Regions from separate parts of the Homo sapiens genome. Here region 1 is linked to region 2. A link is a contact called in ENCODE Hi-C or POLR2A ChIA-PET data. All regions are on one chromosome and are shown on one strand. The core of a region is the stretch at or near the end of the contact, and the rest is flanking DNA. Distances in the headings are between cores, read along the strand shown. Region 1 has its middle 19 kb from the start of PPFIA1. Region 2 holds the start of FADD (Fas associated via death domain).

Region 1 (3,591 bases), core at 898-3,397, 49 kb after region 2:
TCATGATCTCGGCTCACTGCAACCTCCATCTCCTCGGTTCAACCAATTCTCCTGTCTCAGCCTCTCGAGTAACTGGGATTACAGGCACATGTCATTATGCCCAGCTAATTTTTGTATTTTTGGTAGAGATGGGGTTTCACCATATTGGTCAGGCTTGTCTCAAACTCCTGATCTCAGGTGATCCACCCGCCTCAGCCTCCCAAGGTGCTGGGATTACAGGTGTGAGCCACTGCACCTGGCCTCTGCGTCCTTTCTTCTTCTGATAAGGACACAGTCATTGTATTTAGGGTCACCCTAAATCCAGGATGCTTTCATCTTGAGATCTCTAAGTCAATTACCTTTGTAAAGACCCTTATTTTTGTTTGTTTGTTTGTTTGTTTTTGAAACGGAGTCTCGCTCTGTCACCCAAGCTGGAGTGCGGTGGTGCAATCTCGGCTCACTGCAACCTCCAACTCCCAGGTTCAAGCAATTCTCCTGTCTCAGCCTTCCTAGTAGCTGAGACTGCAGGTGCATGCCACCATGCCTGGCTAATTTTTTTGTATTTTTAGTAGAGACAGGGTTTCACCATATTGATCAGGCTGGTCTCAAACTCCTGACTTCAGGTGATCCACCCACCTCGGCCTCTCAAAGTGCTGGGATTACAGGTGTGAGCCACCGTGCCCGGCCAAAGACCCTTATTGTACACAAGGTTGTATTCACAGGTACCAAAGGTTGGGACATGAACATATCTTTTTGAGGGCCACTATTCACCTACTACTTACAGGAAGGCACTCAAAATTTACTTAGTGGTCAAAGTGCTTGATCAAAAATTTAGGGCCCCCTGTGGTGTGAAGATGTTTGTGTTATTGTCTCTGTCTTGGGGCAGGGGCCACATCTCATGCCCCCTCCAACCCCACTGGCTGCTCAGTAGGATGGAGGAAAGGGGCCTCTGGACTATGGCCTGAGTTTGCCAGGATGCAGCTAAGAATGAGAGTGGGGGCCGGGTCTTCCCTCTTGCGCTGCCATCACAGAGCCCACTTGCCCACCGCCCTCCCCCATCAGACTAGCTCAGTGCTTGCAGTGTGGTTCGCCCCAGTTGTCAGCTCTCCTTGCACCCTGTCCTTGTTCTGTGGGGCACGTCTCACCTAGTAATGAAGGAAATCATGGGTGTCGTTTGTGTTTAAGGCTCACGTTCTCCCCAGATACTGCCTTCCCAGTTCTTCCTTTGTAGACCCTCAAGAGATCATTGTCACCTAAATGAACAAGGTCCTGTGCGGTGATCTGGACCCTTCTTTGCCTAGTCCAAAGGAGACCGCAGGGTGTGCTGTGTCACAGTGAGGTGTCCAGCCAGCACAGGAGGAAGGAATTACTGTAGTTCAAGTGGATTTAGCCTGCTTGGCCTATAGAGCCGAGAGCACAAAGCAAACAGCTGCTCAGACACCTTGGCTGGGAACCTAGGAGGCCCCCATGGGCAGTAGTTTCCCCAAAATGATGGCCAAGCACCTGCTTCGTGCTGGAGACCGAGACAGGAGTACACACAGATGGAGGCACGTGGATAGACTGCCTCTCTGGCCCTGCTTGCAGTACGATGAAAGTCCTGCCTCCTGACCCCAAGGCCACCCCTGCCCTTGGGCCCTTCTCCCACTCTACTTCGGCCCTGAGCTACTTTTTTTCTTTCTTTTTTCTTTTTTTTCTTTCTTTCTTTTTTTTTTTTTTGAGATGGAATCTCCCTCTGCTGCCCGGGCTGGAGTGCAGTGGCATGATCTCGGCTCACTGCAATCTCCACCTCCCAGGTTCAAGCGATTCTCCTGCCTGGTCTCCTGGGACTACAGGCGCCCCCCCCCCCCCCCCACCACGTGGCCCTGGGCTATTTCTAACCATCTGTGTGCTCAGGCTTGGGTGAGGAACGCCTTTGTCTGCAGTGGGAATGTTCTACCCTACAACTTTACCATGTTGGGAAGCGGCTTGGGAATCCTCGTCATGATTCCCACACGTGTTCATTCCATTCCGCCCATGTGAAAAGCCTGGAGCCATCGAGTGCAACGAGCTAACAGGGTCCGGCTTCCCCGGGGAGGCTGTGGCGCTCAGGGGTTTAGGAGCCCCCAGTCTGTGCGTTCCCAGAGCCAGGGCTGGGAGCCCTGCCTGGCTTCTCTTTGAGAATCAGTTCTTGGAAATCTGCTGTGGCAACACTTCCCGGCACAACCATGGGTTCCTTTTGTGTCCCAGCTGGAGCCATCTCGGGGGTGGTGTTGGCTGCTGGCTTGAGACGACGCGGGCCCCACTCTCCCAGGAGCTCCGTGGCTCCTTTCTGCAGCTCCGCCTCTCCCAGCGGCTCCTAAACCCCAGGCTCAGGCCTTCTGGGCTCCATCCTTGTGCACAGGTGCCGCCTTCTCTGGCACAAGCCAACCATTACTCACAGCTAAAAACTTCAATCCAAATTAAAAAGAAAAAAAAATCCCCACCTCCACTGCCCAAGAAACAGGCCTCATTTCTCCTTTATTCTGAATCACAGCCAGCGGGTTCTCAGAATACTGGGCTAGAGGAACAATATGATGTCCTCCATCCATCCTGGCCACATTGTGAGCAGTCATTTCGCCATCCCAGGACCAGGAGAAGGTGTGGCGGGAGAGGCTTCCAGGCCCTGAGGCATCAGTGGGGTCCTAGGCCGTTGGGTTGAGGGGAGATGAGGAGGGCGGGCTGGGGGCCAGGGGACTCATGCAGCATGAAAGAGCAGGCTCTTAAGGCCCCATTCATGGGACACGTTTCCTTGATATGTGGTGACTTTTTCTGTTTTTTTTTTTTTTTTTGAGACATAGTTTCACTGTGTCGCCCAGGCTGGAGTACAATGGCACAATCTCCGCTCACTGCAATCTCTGCCTCCGGCGTTCAAGCGATTCCCCAACCTCAGCCTCCCGAGTAGGTGGGATTACAGGTGCCCGCCAGCAAGCCCAGCTAATTTTTGTATTTTTAGTAGAGATGGAGTTTCACCATATTAGCCAGGCTGATCTCAAACTCTTCACCTCAGGTGATCTGCCTGCCTCAGCCTCCCAAAATGCTGGAATTACAGGTGTGAGCCCCTGTGCCTGGCTGATATGTGGGGACTTTTCACATTTGAAGAGACCCAACCAACCTAAACCTACTGACCTCCTGCAACATAAAGCACAGATCCGTGAAGATCTGTAAGGCGCACATAAAGCACTGATGTGTGAAGACCTGTAAGACCACAGCTTCCTTTCCGAACACAGTGTGAACACAAGGCCGTGGAAAGACAACAGCCAGGATCAAGAACCCGATACCCGCTACATGTGAAAGCAAACTGTGGCTAACAACCTACAACTCCAGCCGGGCGCAGTGGCTCACGCCTGTAACCCCAGCACTTTGGGAGGCCGAGACAGGTGCATCGCTTGAGCCCAGGAGTTTGAGACCAGCCTGGGCAACAGGGTGAAACCCCGTTTCCACTAAAAATACAAAAATTAGCTGGGTGCGGTGGCATGTGCCCCTGGTCCCAGCTACTTGGGAGGCTGAGATGGGAGGATTGCTTGAGCCCAGGAGTTCAAGGCTGCAGTGAGCCATCATTGCACCACTGCACACCAGCCCGGGTGACAGAGCAAG
Region 2 (3,606 bases), core at 79-2,578:
AAAACAGCAAAAAAAAAAAAAAAAAGAAAGAAAGAAAAAAAAAGTAGATTCGTGGTTGGTGGGGGAGGGGAGGAGTACATGCTAATGGGTTTCTTCTTGGGGTGATGAAAATGTCCTAAAGTTAGACAGCAGTAAGGGTTGCACAACCTTGTGACTACACTAAAAACCACTGAAGTATAACTTTAAAAGGGTGAATTGAATGGTATGTGAATTATATCTCAAGAAAACAAACTCAGCTGGCATCAGCCCCTGCCCCACCCTGTGGTAAAGCTGGGTCCTTGTTGGCTGGTGAGGGCTCTCCTAATCTGCACCCCCTCCTCACCTCCAGACCCACGGCATTGCTGCTCCTGGAACCCCAGCCGTCCCCTGTGCTCTGCTCTTCTGTTCTCCGTGTGCCCAGCTCTTCCCCCCACACCTAGGTACCCGGCCCCTCCCAGCCTTCACCTGCGCCTTTACAGAGGCCCCATCAGACCACCGGGCCCCCCACCCTCCACACGCCCACCCCGTGAAGAGACTCCCTTTCCCCTGGCTCTTCTGAATTTCTGGCATACTATACGATTTCCTTATTTTTCCTTATTTTTATTTTTTAATAGAGACGGGGTCTCACTATGTTACCCAGGCTGGTCTCGAACCCCTTGTCTCAATCAATCCTGCCTCAGCCTCCCAAAGTGCGGGCATTGCAGGCTGAGCCACCACGGCCGCCACGACCTTCTCTTCTGGAGCGTGTCGCTTTTGTAATTATGATGTAAACTCCGGGCACGCGGGGACCCTCGCGCTTCGCTCACTAATTTGTCCCCAGACCCTACTACCTGGCACAGTAGGCGCTCAATACTGTTGATTGAATAAACGACTGCTACTTTGGAAATCATGTATTATTTAAATCACATGTTTAAACGCACATAAACTTCTGAGTAGTGTTTTCTGCACACACAAGATGTCTCCAGGGGCACCAAAGAATGCATTTTCCACGTTTGTCCCTAAACGTTAATGCATAAGTAACCTTGGTCACCAACAGATGTGAGGGCACGTGACGTTCGGGCTGCGCCCTCCCCGCCCCGGCCCTGCACACAGTAGGGCCGCACCGCGCTTTGCAAACAGGTGGACTCGGCAGAGGCGCGACCGCCCTCACCGCAGAGAGCTGGGCCACCTGCAGGCTCTCAGGACACCCAAGGCCCCACCTCCCACCCGGAAAAGAGACGATACGCCGGGCGCAGGCGCAGAAGCCGCGCCCGTCCGCGGCGCCGCCAGCCAGGGCGGAAACGGCTGCGGCTTCGCTAGGGACGCATGCGCGGGTCCCTTAGTTTTCGCGAGATAACGGTCGAAAACGCGCTCTTGTCGATTTCCTGTAGTGAATCAGGCACCGGAGTGCAGGTTCGGGGGTGGAATCCTTGGGCCGCTGGGCAAGCGGCGAGACCTGGCCAGGGCCAGCGAGCCGAGGACAGAGGGCGCACGGAGGGCCGGGCCGCAGCCCCGGCCGCTTGCAGACCCCGCCATGGACCCGTTCCTGGTGCTGCTGCACTCGGTGTCGTCCAGCCTGTCGAGCAGCGAGCTGACCGAGCTCAAGTTCCTATGCCTCGGGCGCGTGGGCAAGCGCAAGCTGGAGCGCGTGCAGAGCGGCCTAGACCTCTTCTCCATGCTGCTGGAGCAGAACGACCTGGAGCCCGGGCACACCGAGCTCCTGCGCGAGCTGCTCGCCTCCCTGCGGCGCCACGACCTGCTGCGGCGCGTCGACGACTTCGAGGCGGGGGCGGCGGCCGGGGCCGCGCCTGGGGAAGAAGGTGGGCGCGGGGCCGGGCCGGGGGAGCCAGGGCCTGGTCGCCCGGCTGTAGGTGCTGCGAGGCTCCTCCGGTTGGCCTCCAGGCGCCTCCCCTTTGCCGGGTTTGATTTGCGTGGGTTTTCTCCGTACAGCCCTGGTTTTGCAGATGGGAGAGCCAGAAACGCAGAAAAGTTAACTTATTCGAGGTTGCAGGGCGTGGACACGCACAGTCCTTTTTCCTCCACCCACTTCTGCCCGGGTAAATTAGAAAACTCACTGAAGAAAAGATGAGTCAGAGAAGGTGTGGGGGAGGGGCAGAGGTTGGGTGAGCCTGCCTCGCATCATTTCCTTTCTGTCTCGGAATATGCTTTTCACGGCTGTCTGAGAGTAATACTAGCATTCAGTAACTCCTACCCAGGGGCTTACAGTGTGCCGCTTACCCTTGTAACTGCCAAATACAATTTTCGCAGTAGCCCTGTGGCTTAGATACTGTTAGCTATCACTGTTCCCATTTTACAGAGGACAGGACTGTGGCTCACAGGTTAAGTGGCTTTGTCGAAATGCGCAGCCGATAACTGACGGAGCTAGGCTTGAGCCAAGCAGTCCGGCCTCCGGATGGGTAGTGTTAGCCACTACACTGCCTCTCTGGTCAAGTTCATTGTGGAGTGGCTTCCTGTCCTGCTCTCGGTCACTCCCTCTCCACCCTCGCCTGTGGATTGCAGCAGCTTCCAGGATAAAAAAGAAACCCTGAGTACAGCAGAGTTTCTCAGCCCTACCCCCCTTGTTCTCAGAGTCGGGAGAGGCTTGGGAGTGCTCTGGGGACGCCTCTCAGAGGCTTCAAGCTGTAGCTTGGAATCAGCCATTCAGTCACCAATCAGATAGGGCCTAAATGTGTCACCATGGGTTTCACTCTGTAAAGACTGGTGCCTGTTGGGGACAGGATGGACAGAACAGCTCTCTGCCTGAGAGCAGTCAAGTCCAGATTTTAAAAAAAATCAGTACTGAACAAACAAAACAGGACGTAGAAAAATCGGGTTTTATGGATATTTAATGTCTGGAAAAACACTGATAAATTGCATTTTAAAGGCGGTCTACGAAACATAGCTGACATTTGAGATGTATGTGTGCTTGGTTTTATTTATATCGTCATGTAGTTACTGTGTGCTGGGAAAAGTACACCAGAAGGTGAGCGGTGGGTATGGACAGGTTGGTAGCGGGCGACTCTGCCTTCCTCCCCAGAAGTTCAGCATAGCGGTTAAGGGTCGACTCTGGCACCACACTCTTAGGGTTTCAGAACATGGCTCTGCCATCGTCTAGCTACACGATCTCAGGAATGTCCATTAGCTTCCCTGTGCCTCAATTTCCTCATCTGTACAGTCATGGTAACACAGTGCCCAGCCCACAGGGCTGTCAGAGCTGCGGGAGCTGGTACACCTGCCAACGGTGTCTCAGAATTGCCAGTAGTCCAAGCAGCACCCTGTCCTGCCTCTCCTTTCCTCTCTTCACATTCCAGAAGCGGCCTTTTATGGTCTTGTGACCAGCTCCCTGATCTCAGTGGTGACGTCAGCAGATGAGGAGTATGGTAGCCAGGGACTGAAGACTGGTGGTCACTCGGGGCAGCTTTCTAAATAACAATTGGAGTGCCTACTAGTTTCCTGTGATTGCCATAACAAATGATCACAAATCTGGTGGCCTGAAGCAATAGAAATCTACCCCCTCAATCTGGAGGCCAGAAATCTGAATAAGCAGGGTGCCACAGACCGGCACACCCTCGGAATGCTGTTGGGGAGGCTCCTTCCGGGTCTCGTCCGCTTTGTGGTGGCTCCAGGCATTCTTTGACTTGTGGCCGC

The links. Hi-C counts contacts between places; a loop is a spot of excess contacts on that map. ChIA-PET counts read pairs that join two places held with the same protein, here RNA polymerase II (POLR2A). Pooled maps may share reads with other maps.
Region 1: a map of ascending aorta shows a loop between it and region 2 (7-fold over the local background). The contact joins the enhancer-like site here to the promoter of FADD in region 2. A Hi-C loop is called at or near these places in 12 of 168 maps with a recorded cell type or tissue (A673, CD8-positive, alpha-beta T cell, Caco-2 and 9 more), 1 of 37 single-sample maps with no recorded cell type and 6 of 50 pooled maps. POLR2A ChIA-PET finds 5 or more read pairs at or near these places in 15 of 52 experiments (A549, AG04450, Caco-2 and 11 more).

Annotation. Positions count from the first base shown.
Region 1 is chr11:70,249,789-70,253,379 of GRCh38, forward strand. No RefSeq gene overlaps it. Among named protein-coding and RNA genes, the nearest start is that of PPFIA1, 19 kb to the right of the region's middle. Within about 2 kb of position 2,148, at least 3 of the 41 ENCODE cell types and tissues checked have a DNase peak (open chromatin) inside an H3K27ac peak, as active enhancers do; they include ascending aorta and breast epithelium, where a contact is called at or near this core.
Region 2 is chr11:70,201,968-70,205,573 of GRCh38, forward strand. It overlaps FADD (Fas associated via death domain), which reads left to right and starts at 1,329. Exons shown (of 2, transcript NM_003824.4): 1 at 1,329-1,778. The coding sequence starts at 1,493. RefSeq lists silencers at 1,739-1,818, 1,868-2,059.